Linked DNA regions of Homo sapiens: region 1 is linked to region 2. A link is a loop called in an ENCODE intact Hi-C map of the cell type or tissue named here. Cell type or tissue: sigmoid colon. All regions are shown on one strand. Links, peaks and the distances in the headings refer to the core of each region. The heading gives the core; the rest is flanking DNA. Region 1 has its middle 36 kb from the start of ZFP36L1. Region 2 has its middle 11 kb from the start of RAD51B-AS1.

Region 1 (9,869 bases), core at 908-8,907, 62 kb after region 2:
AGAGTCTGCACAGCTCTGTGTCCTACTGTCGGTCACTTAGCAATGCATCGTTATAGGGTGACTGGAATCACCCAAAAAAGTCATATGTTGAAGCCCTAAGCCCTAGTATCTCAGAATATGACCTTCCTTGGAGATGGGGTATTTAAAGAGGTACTTAAGTTAAAATGAGGTCATTGGGGTGGCCCTACTGCAGTATGACTGCTGTCTTTATAAGAAGAGGAAATTTGGATGCAAATACATACAGAAGGAAGCCCAGGGGAAGACACAGGGCGAAGACAGCCATCTGCAAGCTAAGGAGGGAGGCTTGGAGCAGATCCTACTTCACAGCCCTCAGAAGGAACCAACCCTGCCAACACCTTGATCTCAGGCTTCTATCCTCCAGAACTGTAAGACAATGAATTTCTGCTTTTTAAGCCACGCAGGCTTGGAATTTTGTTATGATGGACCTACCAATTATACATGCAGCTCTCAGCAGACAACTTTGTTTTCCTTATTTCCAACATCTTGACACAGGGCCTCACTGTCCTGTACAAACTGTAATATCTAAAAAAAAAATCCTCAAGAGAATGACATTAAGATAGTTCAGCTCCGCAAAATAAAATGCTATCCCAGGCTAAGTATTCTTTTTATCTTAACAACCACTAACAGGGCTGAATGCACCTTCACTAACTCCGGAAGCTTATCAAAGGTCTGTAGGTAAAGCTGAGTGTGAAGGCACTTCCAAAAGGGGTTTGGCCCATCTGAAGTTGAAGAGACCAGCCTCACTCTGCTTCAGGGTCCTTCAGTCTCTTCAAAGAGAAAATGGAACTTTTCAGCATATAAATCCCAGGAAAGAGGGTGAACAAGCTAAAGCCCTTGAATTTGTTCCAAGGAGGATACTGTCTGTCTTAAAATTATAAGCCTATGTGTGTTTTGTTTGTTTGTTTGTTTTTGTTTTTGAGACAGGGTGTCACTCTGTCACCCGGGCTGGAGTACAGTGACATAATCTCAGCTCACTGCAACCTCCGCCTTCCGCCTCAGCCTCCCTAGTGGCTGGGACTACAGGCATGAGCCACCATGCCCAGCTAATTTTTGCATTTTCTGTTAGAGACGGGGTTTTACCATGTTGCCCAGGCTGGTCTCGAATTCCGGGGTTCAAGTGATCCACACATCTCGGCCTCCTGAAGTGCTAGGATTACAGGCATATGAGTTTTTATGATAAAAATAATGCTTGCTTTTAGAAATTTTGGAAAATGTAGAAAATGCAGAAAAAAGAAGAAAATCGCCATAACTCTACCATGCTGAGACCACCTGTGTTTATATTTTTGTATATTTTTGCTTTGTTCTATATAGTTGTATTTCATAATTGGATGCAGTTATATACACAATTTTCATACTTTTTTAGTTATAAAGAATTCCTCCATGTTATTATAATCTCTCTTCAAACATCATTTTAAATGACTGTAAAATATCCCATCAAGTTGATCAGTTTTCTCAAATGCGAACTGCAGAACATCTGCATCAAAATTATATGTGGTATGTTAAAAATGCAGACTTTTGGATCTCACCCCAGATCCATTAAATCAAAATCTCTAGGGGAGGAGGCTGGGAGTCTTCATCTTAGTAAGTTTCTCAAGCAACTCATGAACTTACGAAAGGTTGAAAACCACTAAAATTAGTGCAACCGTGGTTGTACATAACCTTATATGAAATGCTGGACATTTCGGTTGTTTCCAGTGTATTCTTTTATAAATAACTGTGTGTACAACATCTGTGTGCATAAAGCATCTTGCAAATTTTATAGCATTTCTTTAGGGTGGTTTCCCAGAAGTGATATTATGATGTCAAAGGTGTGAACCTGTTAAAGATGCTTGATAAACACACAACACACCTGCACACACGTTTAACCACATGGTCTGCTCAGGTTCCAGGGAGAAGTGTGTTGCCAATTACTTATCTGTATAGCTCTTATTTTCCAGCTCTTTTCAACAGTGTTCTATCTTTATTGCTGAAAATAATGAGTCGGGTCACAATAAAGTAGGTAAGGAATGAGCAGACAGTCAATAAAATGTCCTTTAGTGATACAAGAAGACTCTGGCCTAACCCCATGCAAAACCAGAGCAGCAGATAGCCACAGGGACTCCAAGGACTCCAGACATCAAACAGAACTCCAAAGGACACAGTAGCACTCCATTGTACCCCTGTCCTACGTGCCACCGGGACAGTGCTCTCCTCAGTTCAAGGTCATCACCAACATTTGGAGGCAGCTGCACAGCAAGGATTCATGTGTAGGTAGGGGCTGGTCTCACCCTGCCCGACATAGAGGGATCTTTTTTTTTTTTTTTTTTTGAGACAGTCTCGCTCTGTTACCCAGGTTGGAGTGCAGTGGCAATCTCGGCTCACTGCAACCTCCGCCTCCCGGGTTCAAGTGATTCTCCTGCCACAGCCTCCCAAGTAGCTGCGATTACGGGAGCCCACCACCACGCCCGGCTAATTTTTGTGGTTTTAGTAGAGACAGGGTTTCGCCATGTTGACCTCGGATAACAAAGATCACAGCAGCAGACAGAATGTGGGGGCCCCAAAGAGGAAAATGGGCTCACAGAACCCTAATGTGCTCAGGGGAGGGCAGCTTCTAGATAGGGGGAGAGCTACAAAATGGAATGTTAAGTGCATAGCAAACACACTGTTCTTACTGTGTGTTGAAATGGCTTAGAGGAGAGGTAATCATATAGAGACATGGGCAACCAGTCTCCTTAGGGCAACCAGAACTCATTCATTTGTTTAACCAGTATTTATACAGCATTTATTATGCACTAGGCAGTGGTCTAAACGCTTTACAAATGTTAACTTATTCCATCCCCCCAACCAACATATAAAGTATCATCACTCCCATTCTACAGATGAGGAAACTGAGACATGGAGAGTTTAAGTAACTTGCCCAAAGTTGCACAGCTAGGCCAGGTGCTGTGGCTCACGCCTGTAATTTCAGCACTTTGGGAGGCCGAGACAGGTGGATCACTTGGGGCCAGGATTTCCAGACCAGCCTGGGCAGCATGGCAAAACCCCATCTCTACAAAAAAAATGCAAAAAATAGCTGGATGTGGGGGCATGCACCTGTAGTCCCAGCTACTCTGGAGGCTGAGGCATGAGAATTGCTTGAACCCAGGAGGCAGAGGTTTCAGTGAGCCAAGATCGCACCATTGCACTCCAGCCTGTGTGACAGAGTGAGACTCTATCTCAAAACAAAACAAAAAAACAACCAAAGTTGCACAGCTAGTAAGTGGTGGAGCCAATATTTAAATCCAAGTAGCCTAGCTCCAGAGTCCATGATTTTAGCCTTGGAAGGAAGGACTGAGAAGCATGAGAAACCAATATACAGCAAGAAAGGTCAGTGGGTGACCCCTGGACAGACGTCATCAGCCATGTCATTGAGTCTATCCTTGGGGGACTTTCACCTCACGCTATTTTCAATTCATGCATCCCAAGATTAGGACAGTTCATGAAACCAAAGTGGGCAAAGCTGAAGCCACAGAGTGTATTCAAGTGTCATTTACAGCAGAGACTCTACCTGCTAACCCTTACGCACCAGCACATATTAGAAAAATGAAGTTGTTCATTACAAACCATCCTTTCAACACTGGTCTCCACCTACCCCCCCCCCCCCACTCCAGCTGAGTGGGCACTACATTATGCAGCTGGTGCATGCAGTGGGTTGGCTGAGCATCTGGTATCTTCTGGAGCAGCACGGTAGATCTGCCTGTGAGAAAGCCCCAGACACCTGCACGCTCCAGGAATACATGCATACATGCATGGCCTGTGTGCAGCACTCCCCACGCCTCCCCAACCATCTGGGACAGCAGGGGCCACCCCCTTGGTCACCCTGCCTGCTGGCTTCAGGCTGTGTTGCCTAAGCCCCTGGGGCGCCTTCTCCCTAGTACAACAACTCCTCCCTTAGAGAACACCTCTGCCCCCCAAGGACTGCAAAATCCATCATCAGAATCCATCATCCCTCGCCTCCAAGGCCTTCCACCACTGCAACTAATTATCTGTGTTGTAAACTCCCATGTGGAAACAATCTACAGGATTTTTCATCAGACCTGGCCGGCAGGCTAGCAGCTCACACGCCTGCCTGTAGACTGGAGCAAGCCAGCCTCCCCCTTTTAAACAAACACATTAAGTTAATAATAACACGGACCAAGTTTGACAGCCACATTTACTAATTAATTCTCATTTGCTCCTTCTGTTAGGAAGGCGGGTAGGACTTGCCTGGTTTACAGATGAATTAAGGCTGCAAACAGATTTCTCTTAAGGTGGCACCAAAAAATTTAACCTGGAGCCTTCCTCCCAGTCAGCCTTCTCCTCTTCCCTACCCCTTGGGTGATTCACTTTACCTAAGCTCCCCAAGGCAGTGTTCAGGATGGAGAAGATCCTAGTGGTGACCAGTCCCTGCCCCTTGACAGAGGTGTAGATGGCTCTTCACAGCACCCCCTTTCATTCACCTGGCCATGCAGATGCACGCGGGGACCTCAGCCATCGCATCATTCCATTCTCACCACCCTCCTCCAGGAGAGTTGGTTATGATCCCCATCTCCCACAGGGGTAACCACAGCTGAGAGGTCAAATGACACATCAAGATCAGTGGGCTCAGAAGCAGAAGGCCAAAAGCCCATTGTCTGCGGCCTTCCCCTTTACCTGGGGATGACTGGTTAGGAAATTTGTCCCAGGTGACGAAACAGCCAGCTTCAGGAAAACAGAATTCTCCATGCCTAGCCTTGGGCTCTGACCACAAAACCCACTCTGGCTCCTCACACCTATCTATAAAGGCCTCTGAGCTCTGGGCCTGAAGGAGCTCACCTCACCTGCTTGTGGGCTTCGGTGGAAGGACGGTGGATCCTTCTAGGAAGCTGCTTCTACTCTGCAACTTCTATTCCCTTAATCCAAATAAGAATGCTGTTGCCCAGGCTGGACAGCCCTGGACTAATGTCATCAGCCATGCCATTGAGTCTGTGCTTGGGGGACCTGCAGCCCACGCTATTTTCAGTTCATGCATTTCAAGATTAGGACAGCTTGTTGGGATGTTCTCTGTCCACATGTCTTAAACTCACATCCTAGCTTCTCTCCCTTCTATTTCACTTACTGAGCATTTTCTACGCACCAAATGTTCTACTAGGACCATCCATTAACATTTTAGATTATGTTTTCTTCTTGTAACAACCCTACAAGGCACGTATTATTCTTTTACAGTGCTGGTTTTACAGATGGGGAAACAAAGGCATAGAGAGCTTTCATTCCTCCTAAGGATTACGTGGCTGGCATGCAGCAGAAGTGCAATCCGCCTTCAGACTCTGAGTTTAAGGCTCTAGTCTCCAGCTGATAGGAGGCACCTTTCCTAAGCTCTGTAGCTCTTACCCTCCCACTGCAGAGGGTGCTGAACTCTTGGGGCTAATGGCCCCCACAGTCACATTTTTTCAACGGGTAATGGCCTGTACAGCTGGTGACAGCATGCGTCATTTCCCAAGAATACTCAGGGGCCTAGATGCAGAAACTGACACCCCCACCTCTACCCTGGCTACTGGGCAAGGGGCATCAGCTGACTCTGAGGGCTCAGAGCACCAGGCTTCTTGAGATTGTTCTAAAAAAAGAAAAAAAAAAAAAGGAAGTTCATTTGGCTTCCTGCTCAGTCTAGGACTGGCTAACCACGTCCCGCCTGGGATCAGCATGGTGGCCAGGACTTCATGAGTAATAAATAACACCACCAGGCTCTTCTTGAACCTAGATCCCCATAACCAACAACAGCAGCTGGTGTTTTCTGAGGGCCTCCCTAAAGACCCACAGCTCTGTGATAGACAAGACCTCATGTATCCCCATATGTCCTCATGAGCCAGGGGAAGAGGGGTGGCCAAAGGGACTCTCCTCCTTATTTTAAAGATGGAGACACTGGATCACAGAGGGGAGACAGGGCTTGCCAGAAGTGAGTGGCAAGACTGAAACAGGTTGCATTATCTGCCAGGATACCACAAGACCTCTCCACCCCTCTCCCGGGTCCATGAAAGAAAGAATACATTCCTAGGTCTCCCAAAGCAGCTGGACTGGAGCTGGCTCCACAGTAATTGTTTAAAGAAAAAGCAGTGGCCCTGATGGGAAGGAGTCTGATGAACGGGGTGAACACAGTTTGGCCATTATCTGCAGGCCCGCCTCCCTGTGAGCTGCCCTGCACCAAGATAACACAGCAGGCTGCGCTGGACACAACTGGCTGCTGTGGACTCCACCTTTCCTCCATGCTGGGTTCCAAACACAAGATAGCAAAGACACTGTTTGCCTAGAGAGCCTAGTTTTAACCCCAGGCTAGCTATGGCAAGGCCCAGCTGGGGGATTTCTATCCTTCCCTGCCTCAGGTGGGGAAGGTCCACTGAGCAGAGAGCTTGCCAGGTGAGGCTGCCAGGTAAGAAGGCTCATCTCCCTGAGCAGAGGGGTGTAGCTGACTCCAGCCTCCTCAGAGGGTCTCCCCAGGCAGGACCTTGGGCTCGGGCTCTAGGAACCTCTTTGGAGATAGCCCAGATAGATGGGCAAGGTCCTGACAGGTTAGCCAGGGATCTCGATTCCCTCTTCCCTAATCCCAACTCCTAACTTCCAGTCCCTCCCCCTGACCCTTCCCCTCCACTGGCTTCTATCACCCCCAGCTCACCCACAAGGTCTCCTCGTTCAGACCCATGCAGGCCGGCCCTAGGCCTCACTTTCCAACAGTTTCTTCTAGCCCAGGCCTGGTGACTGGCTTCTGCAGAGAATGTTAGGGCTGAAAGGACCCTAAAGAGCCACCCCTCTGCATTTTACACATGAAGAAACCATGACCCAGAGAGACCGCCACAGATCCAGGGCTACCATTTGGTAATGGCAGAGACAGACTGGTTTCCAGGAATTCCGGAAATGTTTGCTCCACCAACCTGCACACAGAAAGTCAAATGAAGGTAAGTTCATCCATTTACAGATGAGCAAACTGATGCCCAGAGAGGTAAAGGGGCCTTCCCAAGGCTCACATTCACACTGTTTGTTAGTGTGATCTCTTAGATACAGACTAAATGGAGAGGCCCCTAATCCTATGGGTGACAGCTGATGCGCAGACAGCGTGATTTTGCAACCTCACTTAGTCGCCTGTTAACAAGTAGCTCTGAAAATCCTTCCGTAGGGCTGCCCTAAGTCCCTCCCATCTACAGGATGCTGCTACTCCTCGGAGGGGCACTGCCCCCAGGAGAGCTTCTCTGCATGGAGATTAATGCCCAAGTCAGAAAAGAAGCCGATGAATCTGGAAAAGAAAGAGGGCCAGACAGTCTTTCTATTTTAACATTTTTTTCAGATGGAGGAAATTCTAAATTATTCTAGTACCCAAACCACTAGTTGCCTGGAAGATGCCTGCTGATCCTTCAGTTGCAGGTACCTTGCTACTAGAAGGCCAGGTTTGCATTCCAGCTCAGCAGCTACATGCATGTGGTCAAATTTCTTCACCCCTTTGAACCTGCATTTCCTCATTTGTCAAATAGGAATATTACCTCCCTTTCCCTGCCTCTTGGTGAGGTTGAAATTAGAAAATGGATGTAAAAGAATGCTCTGATTTGAAAATGTTCTGAAGACATATGCGATTACTCATTATGAATACAATATTCTCCTTTCTGTATTTGAGAAAGGCCCTTTGTTGGCCGGGGGTGGCGGAGGACTTAGGTAACTCAGCCAGGTTGCTCCCACCAGCCTGATTTAATGGACTCCTCTCTTAATCACCACAGCTTCTCTCTCCTTGTGCCTGACTCTTTCTGAGCTTTCTGAGCTTTGCAATCCCCAGCTCACCCCCCCAACACGCCCCCACAGTCCTTCTTCCCAACAGTTGCCAGCCCACCCTGGCCATAAACGGGTAGAACCCACAAGGGCTCTCAGGAAACAGCTTCGCCCTTGCCTTCTCCCACTCCCAGGTCCTCTCTGACCCAGAAGAAGCTCACATGTCCCCTTCTTTCCCCACAGTTGTGTCAGCAAAGTAAACTGGAGGCTGGTTGACCCCCAGTCTCTAAAGTAGGCCAGAGCCCCAGTGCTCTCAGGTGAATTCCAGGGCTTAGTATGGGAAGGTGGGAGGTGGGCTGGGGCCAGCCTGGTGGTACCAACCCCTGGGTACTTACAATCCTCTGAACCCCACACTGAATCAGAGAGAGAGGCTGGGAGCTGGCATTTATTAATCCTCTATTCTATGCTGGGCACTTTGCCCACATTAGAGCTACTTCTCATAACCCATGGAGAGGGTTAGTATCCTCGTTTAACAGGTGAGGAGAAACAGGTTCCAAGATACTAAGAAACATACCCATAGTCACACAAGACTTCAGGGATGAACAGGAATCCAAATCCAGGGTTCTCACCTCTAGGCTTGGGCATGGGTGTAGATCCCACACCCACAGTCACTTATTGAGTCTATATATATAGCAGGTTTACTGGAGTAGATCAAAAGAAAAGAAAACATACAAATTCCCTAGACTTCTGGATTTTTTTAATCATGATCTCAAAATAAGTAGTGGAAGTGAATATTAAAACTAAAAATAGTTGCTGTTAAGGTAGATATCTTTAATATTATTGTGTTACTTTCTCAAAAAAAAGATTCCTTCCTAACCATTTCCTTTTCCCAAAGTGAACAGCTGCTGTACATAAACAGTAGCCATTAGTATTCATTGACCACTCACTACGCACAAAGCCTTCTATGGGAATGCTCTCATGTAATCTGCCAACAGTCTATGCAGTAGGTTCTACTGTTATCTATTTTATAGATAAGGAAACTGAGATGCAAAAATATGGAGAGATTTGCCCCAGGTCACTGAGTTACAGACTTCGAACCCTGATGTTAGAGCCTGTACCCTGACCCATTAAACTTAATATTCCCAGCTCTGGGATTTCCTGGACCAAGGTATGGAGCCTAACCCAATGAAGGTGTGTGTGCTAGTGCCAGAGAGTCAATACGCCTCAGTAACTATTGAGTGGAATGGAGTAAAGACAAGAATGAGTAGGGGGAAATGGATGACTTGCTGGGGGTCTTGGGAGTGACTCGAGCACTTGGAAGTGGGGCGGGCAGTAGGGGGAGGGTTGGCCTTAAGCAAGGAGTTCTGAATCCTTCTCACTGCCACCTAGGAGGGCACAATGGAGATGGGGGGCAGTTGCAGACAGCTTCAAGGGAGTCAGGCCCTCCCTGGACAAGCTGCAGCTCAGCCTCAACCCTCATCCCACCTGTCCTACCTGGGAGATGCTGACCTCCCAGGACAACACCTCCAGGGTGTCATCTCCACCCAACCAAGGTGGGGCTGGGAAACCAGATGTGCCTGCCACAGGTGGGGCTGAGGCCAAGAGGACACCCATGGGAGGGAGCCCCAAACCCACAAGCGTTTGCTGAGCTTTGACACAGAAGGCAGCCAGGTGAGGCTGACAAGCTCTGCTCCAGGAGTCACCATCTAGGAATACCTCAGAAAGGACCATGGCTCCCACTTTCCTGCAGAGGAAAGCTTCCTGGAGTCCTCCAGTCTGCCCATTCTTCTCCTCTCTCCAAGTCCCCTTTCTGCCTTCCACTCCTACCCCCAACCATAATCTAGCCTCTGCCTACCTCTGCTCTGCCCCCTTCCTCCTCAGGGTCCCACAAAACACCGCCCCTTTCTTTTCCCCCCAAACACCCCGTCTCTTTTGCTTCTAAAATGCTTTTCCCTGCAGTGTTTTCTCTGCGTGGGATGCTCTTTCTCTATGTGTCTCTTGCGACTCTACTCAATCCTGCTTGTCTGTCAATCCTCTATTTTTATTTATTTATTATTTTTTGCCAGGAGAGGGGATGGAGTTTTGCTCTTGTCACCCAAGCTGGGGTGCAATGGCATGATCTCAGC
Region 2 (9,869 bases), core at 589-8,588:
TCTCAGCTCCTTTCAGGAAATTGCCAAGTTAGCCCTTGGCTTTCTCCTTTCCAGTGCCCGCCCCGTTTCCATGGCAACCGCCTCCCCATCTTCCAGAGCCTCTCTCCGGTCCTGCCCGCCCCCTCCTCTCCACCACCCTCCGCGTCTCATCTGTCTGGGTGGGAACCGGGATTAGAGTTCATCGGGCCGGGATGCTTTTCCCAGGGCCGCTTTGCCTTCGTGATCCCTTTGCGGCAGCCCGGCCCCTGCCCCGGGCTTTTCAAGTCCCCCAGACTTAATGACCAGCCCTGGGTTTCCTCCTCTTCTCTTTCTCTGCCTCCAATAAAGCCGGAGAATTAACCCAGGTTTTAAGTGCCCCGGTTCCAAGCTGAATATCAAAGGGGGCTTCCCCAAGCTGCTTCTGCATTTCAAAGGGGCTGATTTATCACTTTCACTTAAACCGGCACATTTTGGGGAAAGAGTTTTACCCAGAGGTCAAACTCTGGAAAAACAAATGGATCCCCGTTCACCCCCTCCTGGGGTGCTGTGGGCTATTAGTGTATAAACTGCTGGCGGGTAGGTGGGAAACAGGCTACCCGCACTCCTCATCAGCCTGGGCCCAAACTGTTCCTGTGCCCCCGGGGCGATTGTGAGGAAGAGGGGGAAATGCATGGAACCATGGCTGAGAAGCTCCCACACTGCTCCTCCTGGTCTCTGTGCCTGGCACCGGGCAAGTCGTCAGCTCTGTTTCTGCTTCCTGGGCCTCTTGTGGAGGCCCTAACCTGAACCTGCATTAACACTTCCAAGCTAAGGGTGCTCCCTGCCCCAGGGACTCTGCCCCTTCAATACAGCCAGGGCCTGTGAGTCCAGATTCTGCCTTTTCTTCCATTCTGCCTGCGAAGCTTTTGCAGGCACTTACTATTCAGGGGCTGCAGAGCTGGGCCCCTGAGCCACCCTCACTCCCCAGCTCTCTCCTGCCCTCACAGTCAGGCCTTGTCCATACCCTTCTTTCCCACATTCCCTCCCCACAAAACATGCACACACACATTCACCCACCCTCTCCCAGACCCCTGCCGCCGCCCCCAGTCTCCCTCTCATCCAACCTCAACCCAATAAATTATCTCTATTATTGCCCCTTCCTCAAGGACTTCCTCATACCCCCACAAAGAATGCTGGAACCCCGGACCCTGGAAACTTTTCTCCCTCTCTGTGAAGCATCTGTCTAGCTGCCCCCAAGCAGACTCCAGCCTCACTGCAGAGCGTGAGGTCCTTCGTCTGATTTAGCCCAGATCTGATTGATTCCCAGGCTTTCTCAGGCATTAACCCCCAAGGAGAGATGTGCACATCTCTCCTTGAAGTGACCAGAAAAGCCAGGAGCCAGCAGCCAATGAAGCAATCCTTGGAAGAGGCCAGGCAGACAGCACAGCGTTATCGAGGAACTTCTTACTTAGCACGAAGGGGCAAAAGCGGGCGAGGCAGCACCCCAAAGCCAGCTTCCAGAGAGGACATCCTGAATGAGGTCTTGAGAGGCACCAATCACAAGGCAGGTTTTCCCTTAATGGACACATCTGTTTCCTTTTCTTACCCTGCCACCAGCTCATTCATTCTTTCACACATTCATTCACTCCTAGGACCATTTACTGAGTGCCTATCTCGTGTCAGGGGCATTAGAGAGTAAGGCTACTGTTGATTACAGTGCAATGAGATAAACCCTCTCTCCCGTAAAGTGGCCGGCAACATTCATGGTCTTTGCCTAACCCTCTCCATGGGGATCCGGGAAATACTCTAGACAGGGGGATTTGATTCCAGCTTGAAAAGATGGGCAGGAGTTTAGCTGAGAGAAATATATTCCAGGCAGAGTGAGCAGCAGGTCCAGAGGCACCCAAGCCCACCATAGGTGGTGACGATAGGCAGATATGTCTGGCACATAGGAATGTGGAGGGAGGTGCTAGGAGATGAGCCTGGAAGGGCATGTGAATGACGTTGTGAATGGCAGGCCAGGAAACCCACCACCTCTGCCATGTCACCCAAGTTCAACCCCAACAAGATCAAAGTCGTATACCTGAGGTGCACGAGTGGGGAAGTCAGTACTACATCTGCTCTGGTTCCTAAGATCAGCCCCCTGGGTCTGTCTCCAAAAAAGGCCAATGAGGACATCACCAAGACAAGTGACTGGAAGGGCCAGAGGATCCCAGTGAAACTGACGGTGCAGAACACACAGGCCAGATTCAAGTGGCATCTTCTGCCTCTGCAGTGATCATGAAAGCCCTTGAGGAACCACCAAGAGACAGAAACAAGCAGAAAAACATTAAGTACAGTGGAAATATCATTTGTGGTGAGATCATCAACATTGCCCAACAGATGCAGCACTGATCTTTAGCCAGAGAACTCTCTGGAATCATTAAAGAGATCGTGAGGACTGCCTAGTCTGTGGGCTGTAGTGTTGATGGCGCCACCCTCACGACATCACAGATGGCTTTGATAGTGGTGCGGGTGGAGTGGCCAGCTAGTTAAGGGCTACATATAGAAATATTTCAATAAAGGATCATTTGACGACCAAAAAAAATTTAAAGAGAGAACTGTACTGAAGAAGGTGGGGAATGACAGAGGGAGCCAGTCAGGGCCCGGGAACAAGAGCAAGTCAAAGACTGTGTTCTAGCACTCGTCCGCCTGCTGAACCTCATCACGAGCTTCTTTGCTGCATGTGCTCAGATTCTGTCTCTGTTTACCCTTTCCACCTGGGGAAGCACGGAGCTCATTGACTCTTCCGCAGGAGCCCTTGCTGAAGAAATCATTTGTCATTCTATCTATCCGCTTAGATTAGCTGGGAGGTTCAGTAGAACCTGCAAGCTTCTCTCTCCCTGGAGGGAGGCAAGGGACACAGGGGAACTTTGGGACAACTACACAGGGCCTGGCAATATTTGCAGACAAGGGGATGGGAGGGAGCAGGGGTGGCAAGAGTGCCAGCAATGCTCCCAGGGCCCCACACCAGCCACAATGCAGCCTTTGGAATTTTAGAGAAGGAGCTCCCAGGGGAGAGTTGGACTAGAGTTTCAGAGTCTCTCTCAGTGCCCACATTTTGTGATGCCACTGCTGATGCTCCAAAGCAGAGATGCCCATCCAGTTGCATTTTTAAGCTGCTGCAATGCAGTAAACTTCCCTGGCCAAGCCTTGGCAAACCGTCTGTAGCAGGACTCCCATTTCTTCCAGGCTGTCCGCAGAGCAGATTTTCCTAGGCATGGGACTTTGAAAGCCACAGAAGGAAATGGAAGACAAAAGAAAGAGCAGAGCAGGGGAGCCAATGGTCCCCTGAGTCTTCATGTTTATGAGGCTACTTGGGACCTAGGAGTTCAATAACCTGCCATCCACACATTTCACACAATACAATTGACTCCGTGCAATAGATGTGTTCCCAGAAGCTGTCTGGGAACAGCTAAAATTTGAGTAATAATTTTATGTGGTGTTTTCATACAATTTGGATAATCTGGATAATTGTTACATATCGTGGTTTGGCTTAAAGCCAGGGTTACCCCTAACAATAACAGAAGTGTTGACTGCTTGGGGCCTGGCACCTCCCACTTGGACCTGCGGTTTGTGAAAGGCTCCTCCTAGGTCTTGGCCCCCTACTTGTCTTCCCTGGAGTCTTCTGTCCTGGTAACTGCTCCAGAGTCATCCTCACAGCGTCTTCCTCCACACCCTCTGTTGAGCACCCAAAGCTCAGGATGTGCCACAGGAAGCAGGGAGAGAAGACGCCACCCTGCCTTCAAGGAGCTCCCCTGGGAGCTGGGTCTCCCCAGATGCATTTCTGGGGATGTCTGTGAAGCCCATAGCTGGGCAGCCCAGACCGCCCCACACAGGAGGCGCTGGGCTCACCAGCTAAGGGTGGGAGCTCCACCTGGTCAGATCTTGCTCCAGGTCACTTTTAAGATTGCAGTGCAGGCACTGGGCACTGGCCTGCCCGAAGCCTGCCTTATCCAGGGACTCATTTCCTGGCTTTGCTTCTCCTCTACCCAGCTTATGAGAGGAGTGCTAGGAGAGGGAGGGAAAACAGAAATCTAAACTTGCTCAGGGGTCCTATTTTGTATCTTCCCTCTGAGCTTTTTTGGTTTCAACCAAAGCATATTCCCCCTCTTTTCTGTGGACTCAAAACCCATGCCCCTCACTTGGACCGGGCCTTCCTCTTCCCGCTTTGTCCACCAGCCTCAAGTCCCATGATAGAATCTCCTGGATAGTGTTTCTTTAACTGGGCTCGAGCCCCACAGTAAAGTCTTGGTCCTCCGCCGGCCAGAGCCCACATCTCTGATTCAGCAACAGGGGCAGGTGTTCAGGGCAATCTGGGTTAGGTCCACTGAAAACCAAAGGAAATAACATTGGTCTGATTCAAGGCCTTCAGAAATGAGTCAGCCCCCGAGCCCATCAACCATCACTGTTACTCAACATCACACCCACGTTATTCATGAAGTATTGTCTTCAGCTTACTAGACAACAGAGCCCCACCAGACTCTGGGAGGCTGAGGATGACTTATTGGTCTGCTGTGGGCTCAACATCAAGTACATACCTTACCTCTGTCCAAAAACTGGAGTGGAAGAGCGCTGAGTCAGGAAGGCTCATGCCCCGAGGCGTCTTCCCACAAGCCTCTGGTCACCCTGAACAGTCTGTTCTGGATTTCACACCTTGGAAAAAAGTCCTCTATGAGTACAATGAGTGGAAAGAGTCTTAGAGGAAGAGTTGGGGCCAGGTGGCCAGGTATGTGCAGCACCTCTGCCCAGCCCTCCTTGGCCCACAGTCTTAGGCTGGTAGCCTGCATCCTATGCAATAGCCAATGTTACTCTTGTTTTTCATTCCTTCTAAATGATCCAACTGAGGACCTGCCAAGTTGAAGTTGGATGTGACTTTCCTTCCTATGGGGTAGAGGGGGACTTTTCTGGGTGTAGTGGGAAAACACTGTGGCCAAACACATGACTCTGGAGTCCCAGAGGCTTGGACTCAAAGTTCCAACCCTGCCATGTACCAGCTCAGCAAGTGACTTATCCTCTCTCAGCCTGTTTCCTCTTTGATAAAATGGGGATAATAACACTGTCCATCTGTAAGACTGTTGTGAGTTTTCAATGTCATAGTGCACATAAATGCCTGGCACCTCGTGAGTGCTCCCTCAACGGCCCTGCCAGTGTTGTTGCCACTGTTATTATTATTTTAGTTAGTACCACTCTCACTACCATTCTCCCTAGGCCGGAGTCTTCTTTCACATGAGACCCTTGTCTTCCTGATTCTGGTATCCTCAGCACACAGGCACAGTCGGGTGCAGTGAGTGGTAGTCCAACATAACTTCTGAAGGGGAGGAGCCCCAGAGAGAGGGAATGGCATGTTCAAAGGTCCTGCGGTGGGAAGGTGCATGGAAAATTTGAAGAAAATGGTATAGAAAAAAGTCCAATCATTAGCTACAGGCCCCCAGCAGCTGCTTTAGCCAATCCTCCAACCTCCTCATTGGCATGGCAAGACCACAGAAGCCTGGAGCCCTGATACCTACTCCAGCCCTCTGCTCCTCTCACTGACCAGGAAACTTCCCTTAAGACAGAAGCCCTAAGGTCATCTGAACCCCAGAAGACCCAAGGAAGCAGAAATATACCAAATGAAGATCCTGAGGCCTTTGTGTTTAGTTACCATAAAAAAATAAGTCCCCAAACCTGGCTATTTGTACTTGGCATTGGATAATTCGAAGGTGATTGAGGAAGGTACTGGGGAAGGAAGCCCAGGCAGGGGCTGTGGTTGCCAGGTGGGGAGGGAAGACTTTGCAAACTAACCCAAAAGCAAGCATGGGGTGCGTGCCTGTCTTCCATGTAGTTCCTAACCCCCTGCCCCCAACACGCCCATGATGCATGGGAGCAGCCCAGTGCCACCAACCACACTGAAGGCTTATCCTCCACTCCATCCCGCTCTTCTCCAACCTCCTAGAAAACTGTCTCTGTTCCCATCCTTCCTCTGCAAGAGCCTCCCTCAACTTAAGCTATTAGCCCTCCCAGGAGCACTTGCATTTAATAAAAACGAGGACCTTAACACTTCACAGGAGGGGCTTATTAATGGTTCCCTTTCTGGCTTTTGGAAACTGCAGGGAGCAAGGTTTCTGTAGCAGTTGGCTGAGCCCTCAGGGATGGGAAGACAGGGTCTGATGAGGCAGAATGCCAGTTAGGGACCAGGCCCAAGGTGGGTCTCCCCAACTCTGTCTTATGCCCTATAACCTAGCTACCCTCTGTTGGTGGTGGTGGCGGTGTTGGTGGTGGTGGTCAGGTTTGTTGAAATTAAGTGTACATACAATGAAATTCATCCATTTTAAAATACAGTTCTTTGAGTTTTAGCAAATGCATGCAGTTGTGTAACCATCACCACAATCAAGATACAGAACAGTTCCATCACCCCCTAAAATTCTGCAGGGCTTCATTATAGTCAACCCCTTCCCCCAGCCCTAGCCATTGAAAACTGCTCATCAGGTATTTTGACCCATTAGTTTTGCCTTTTCCAAAAGGCCATATAAATGGAATCATAAGGGGCATAGCACGGAATCTGCCTTCTTTCATTTAGCCTAATGCACTTGAGATTCGTCCATGCTACCTGTATCAGAAGTTCGTTTTCATTAACCCCGTTAAATAGTGGGCAAAGGACATGAACAGACACTTCTCAAGAGAAGACATGCATGTGGCCAACAAGCATATGAAAAAAAGCTCAACATCACTGGTCATTAGAGAAATGCAAATCAAAACCACAGTGAGATACCATCTCATGCCCATCAGAACAGCAATTATTAAAAAGTCAAAAACAACAGATTCTGGCAAGGTTGTGAAGAAAAAGGAACGCTTTTACACTGTTGGTGGGAGTGTAAATTAGTTCAACCATTGTGGAAGACAGTGTGGCAATTTTTCAAAGACCTAGAGGCAGGAATATCATTTGACCCAGGAATGCCATTACTGGGTATATACCCAAAAAGAATATAAATCATTCTATTGTAAAGACACATGCACATGTATGTTCATTGCAGCACTATTCACAATAGCAAGGACAAGGAATTAACCTAAATGCCCATCGATGATAGATAAAGAAAATGTGATACATATACACCGTGGAATTCTATGCAGTCATTAAAAAGGAACAAGATCACATCCTTTGCAGTTACATGAATGAAGCTGGAAGCCATTTTCCTCAGCAAACTAACACAGGAACAGAAAACCAAACACTGCATGTTCTCACTTATAAGTGGGAACAGAACAGTGAGAACACATGGACACATCAGGGGGAACAACATACACTGGGGTCTGTCAGAGGTGGAGTTGGGGGAGGGAGAGCATCAGGAAGAATAGCTAATAGATGCTGGGCTTCATACCTAGGTGATGGGATGATCTGTGCAGCAAACCACCATGGCACATGGTTTGTTGTTGTTGTTGTCATTGTTGTTTTGAGACGGAGTCTCACTCTATTGCTTAGGCTGGAGTGCAGTGGCGTGATCTCAGCTCACTGCAACCTCTGCCACCTGGGTTCAAGTGATTCTCCTGCTTCAACCTCCCGAGTAGCTGGGATTACACGTGCCTGCCACTGTGCCTGGCTAATTTTTGTATTTTTAGTAGAGACGGGTTTCACCATCTTGGCCAGGCTGGTCTTGAACTCCTGACCTCATGATCCACCCGCCTCAGCCTCCCAAAGGGCTGGGATTACAGGCGTGAGCCACCGCGCCCAGCCCATGGCACACGTTTACCTGTGTAACAAACCTGCACATCCTACACATGTACTCCTGAACTTGAAATAAAAGTTGAAGAAAAAAAGAAGTTCGTTTTTGGCCAGGCACGGTGGCTCATGCTTGTAATCCCAGCACTTCGGGAGGCTGAAGCGGGCAGATTGCCTGAGGTCAATGGTTCAAGACCAGTCTGGCCAACATGGTGAAACCCCATCTCTACTAAAAATACAAAAATATTAGCCGGATGCGGTGGCGTGTGCCTGTAATCACAGCTACTTGGAAGACTAAGGCAGGGGAATTGCTTGAACCAGGGAGGTGGAGGTTGCAGTGAGCAGAGATCGCGCCACTGCACTGCAGCCTGGGCGACAGAGTGAGACTCTGTCTCAGATAAAAAGAAGAAGTTCGTTTCCATTGATAAGTAGTGTTACAGTACATAGATGTGTAACAGTTTATTCATTCAGTAATAGAAGGACATTTGAGTTGTTCCCAGTTCTGGGCCACCATGAATAAAGCCACTATAAATATTTGTCCACAGGTTTTTTTGTGGACAGAAGTTTGTATTTCTCCAGTTAAATACCTTAAAGTTATATTCCTCACTTATATAATAAGTATATGCTTAACTTCATATCAAACTGCCAAATTGTTTTCCAAAGTGGCTGTTCTGTTTTGCATTCTCACCAGCATGTCTGAGAGTTCCAGTTGCTCCACATCCCCCGCCCCAGTACTTAATATTGTCAGTTTTGTGTTTTGAATGTTTTTTTTTATTTTATCCATTCCAAAATAATAATAGTGGTTTCTCATTATGATTTAAATTTAGTGATTAATTATGTTAAACACCTTTTATGTGTTTATTTGCTATTCATATTTCTTTTCTGGTGAAGTATATGTTCAAGTATTCTGCCATTTTTTAAAAAATGGATTGTTTGTTTTCTTCTTACTGAGTTTTGAGAATTTTTAATATATTCTAGACACAAGTCCTCTGTCAGATACAGATTTTGCAATATTCCTCCCAGTCTGCATAGAAGATTTGTCTTCTTACTTTGTTATCAGTGCCATTCTAAAAACAGAAGGTTTTAATTTTGATGAAATCCAATTTATAAATTTTTCTTTTCTGGATTGTGTTTTCAATGTCATATCCAAGAAATCTTTGCCTAATCCAAATCAGAAAGATTTTCTCCTGTTTTCTTCTTTCATGCTTTTAGGCTTTTTCTTTTGTACTTTCACTTATGTTTCTGTATTTCACATTTTAACATTTTACATTTAGGTCTATGATCCATTTTGAGTTATAGGTCAACATTCAATCTTTTTTCCTCTCTCTCCTCTTTTCTTTCTTTTCTTTTTTTCTTTTTTTGCATGGATGTGTAGATGCTCTAGCATCATTTTTTAAAGAGACTATCTGCCATGCTCTGAATGTATCCCCACAAAATTCATATGTTGAAACTTCATTGCCAGTGTGATAGTATTAAGACTTATGGCCTAGGCCAGGCACAGTGGCTCATGCCTATAATCCCAGCACTTTGGGAGGCCAAGGCAAGTGGATCATTTGAGACCAGCCTGGCCAACATGGTGAAACCCCTATCTCTAACAAAAAATACAAAAATTAGCCGGGCATAGTAGTACACACCTGTAATCCCAGCAACTTGGGAGGCTGAGGCGGGAGAATCACTTGAACCCAGGAAGTGGAGGTTGCAGTGAGCTGAGATCGTGCCACTGCACTCCAGCCTGGGCAACAGAGTGACACTCTATCTCAAATAAATAAATAAATAAATAAATAAATAAATAAATAAATAAATAAAAGAGTTAGGGCCTTTAGGAGGTGATTAACTCATGAGAACAGAGCCCTCACAGATGGGATTAGCACCCTTACAACAGAGGTGTGAGGGAGCTGTTGGTCCCTGTTGCCATGTGAGGATGCATCAAGAGGCACCATCTTGGAAGCAGACAACAGCCCTTACCAGACACCGAATCCACCAGTGCCTTGATCTTGGACTTCCCAGCCTCCAGAACCATGAGAAAATAAATCACTGTTTTTATAAATGACCCAGTCTCAGGTATTTTGTTACAGCAGCAGGAACAAACTAAGACCCCATCTGTCTCCAGTGAATTCCCTCTGTACTTTGTCAGAAATCAACTGACTATGCATGTGTATTTCTGCGGTCTCCATTCGGT

What was found. Peaks named below come from ENCODE experiments on the same cell type or tissue, not always from the same donor. Only the 100,000 strongest peaks of a DNase experiment are listed, where the experiment ranks them.
Region 1: it touches region 2 in a loop (2.0-fold over the local background); 10 of 110 quality-filtered maps call a loop at or near these places.

What each region holds. Positions count from the first base shown.
Region 1 is chr14:68,752,273-68,762,141 of GRCh38, forward strand. No RefSeq gene overlaps it. Among named protein-coding and RNA genes, the nearest start is that of ZFP36L1, 36 kb to the right of the region's middle. In sigmoid colon, for the core only: no CTCF peak of the experiment used is centred there; a DNase peak (open chromatin) is centred at 5,578.
Region 2 is chr14:68,691,091-68,700,959 of GRCh38, forward strand. It overlaps the pseudogene RPL12P7. Among named protein-coding and RNA genes, the nearest start is that of RAD51B-AS1, 11 kb to the left of the region's middle. In sigmoid colon, for the core only: no CTCF peak of the experiment used is centred there; DNase peaks (open chromatin) are centred at 1,371, 2,361, 2,631 and 4,411; H3K27ac peaks cover 902 bases.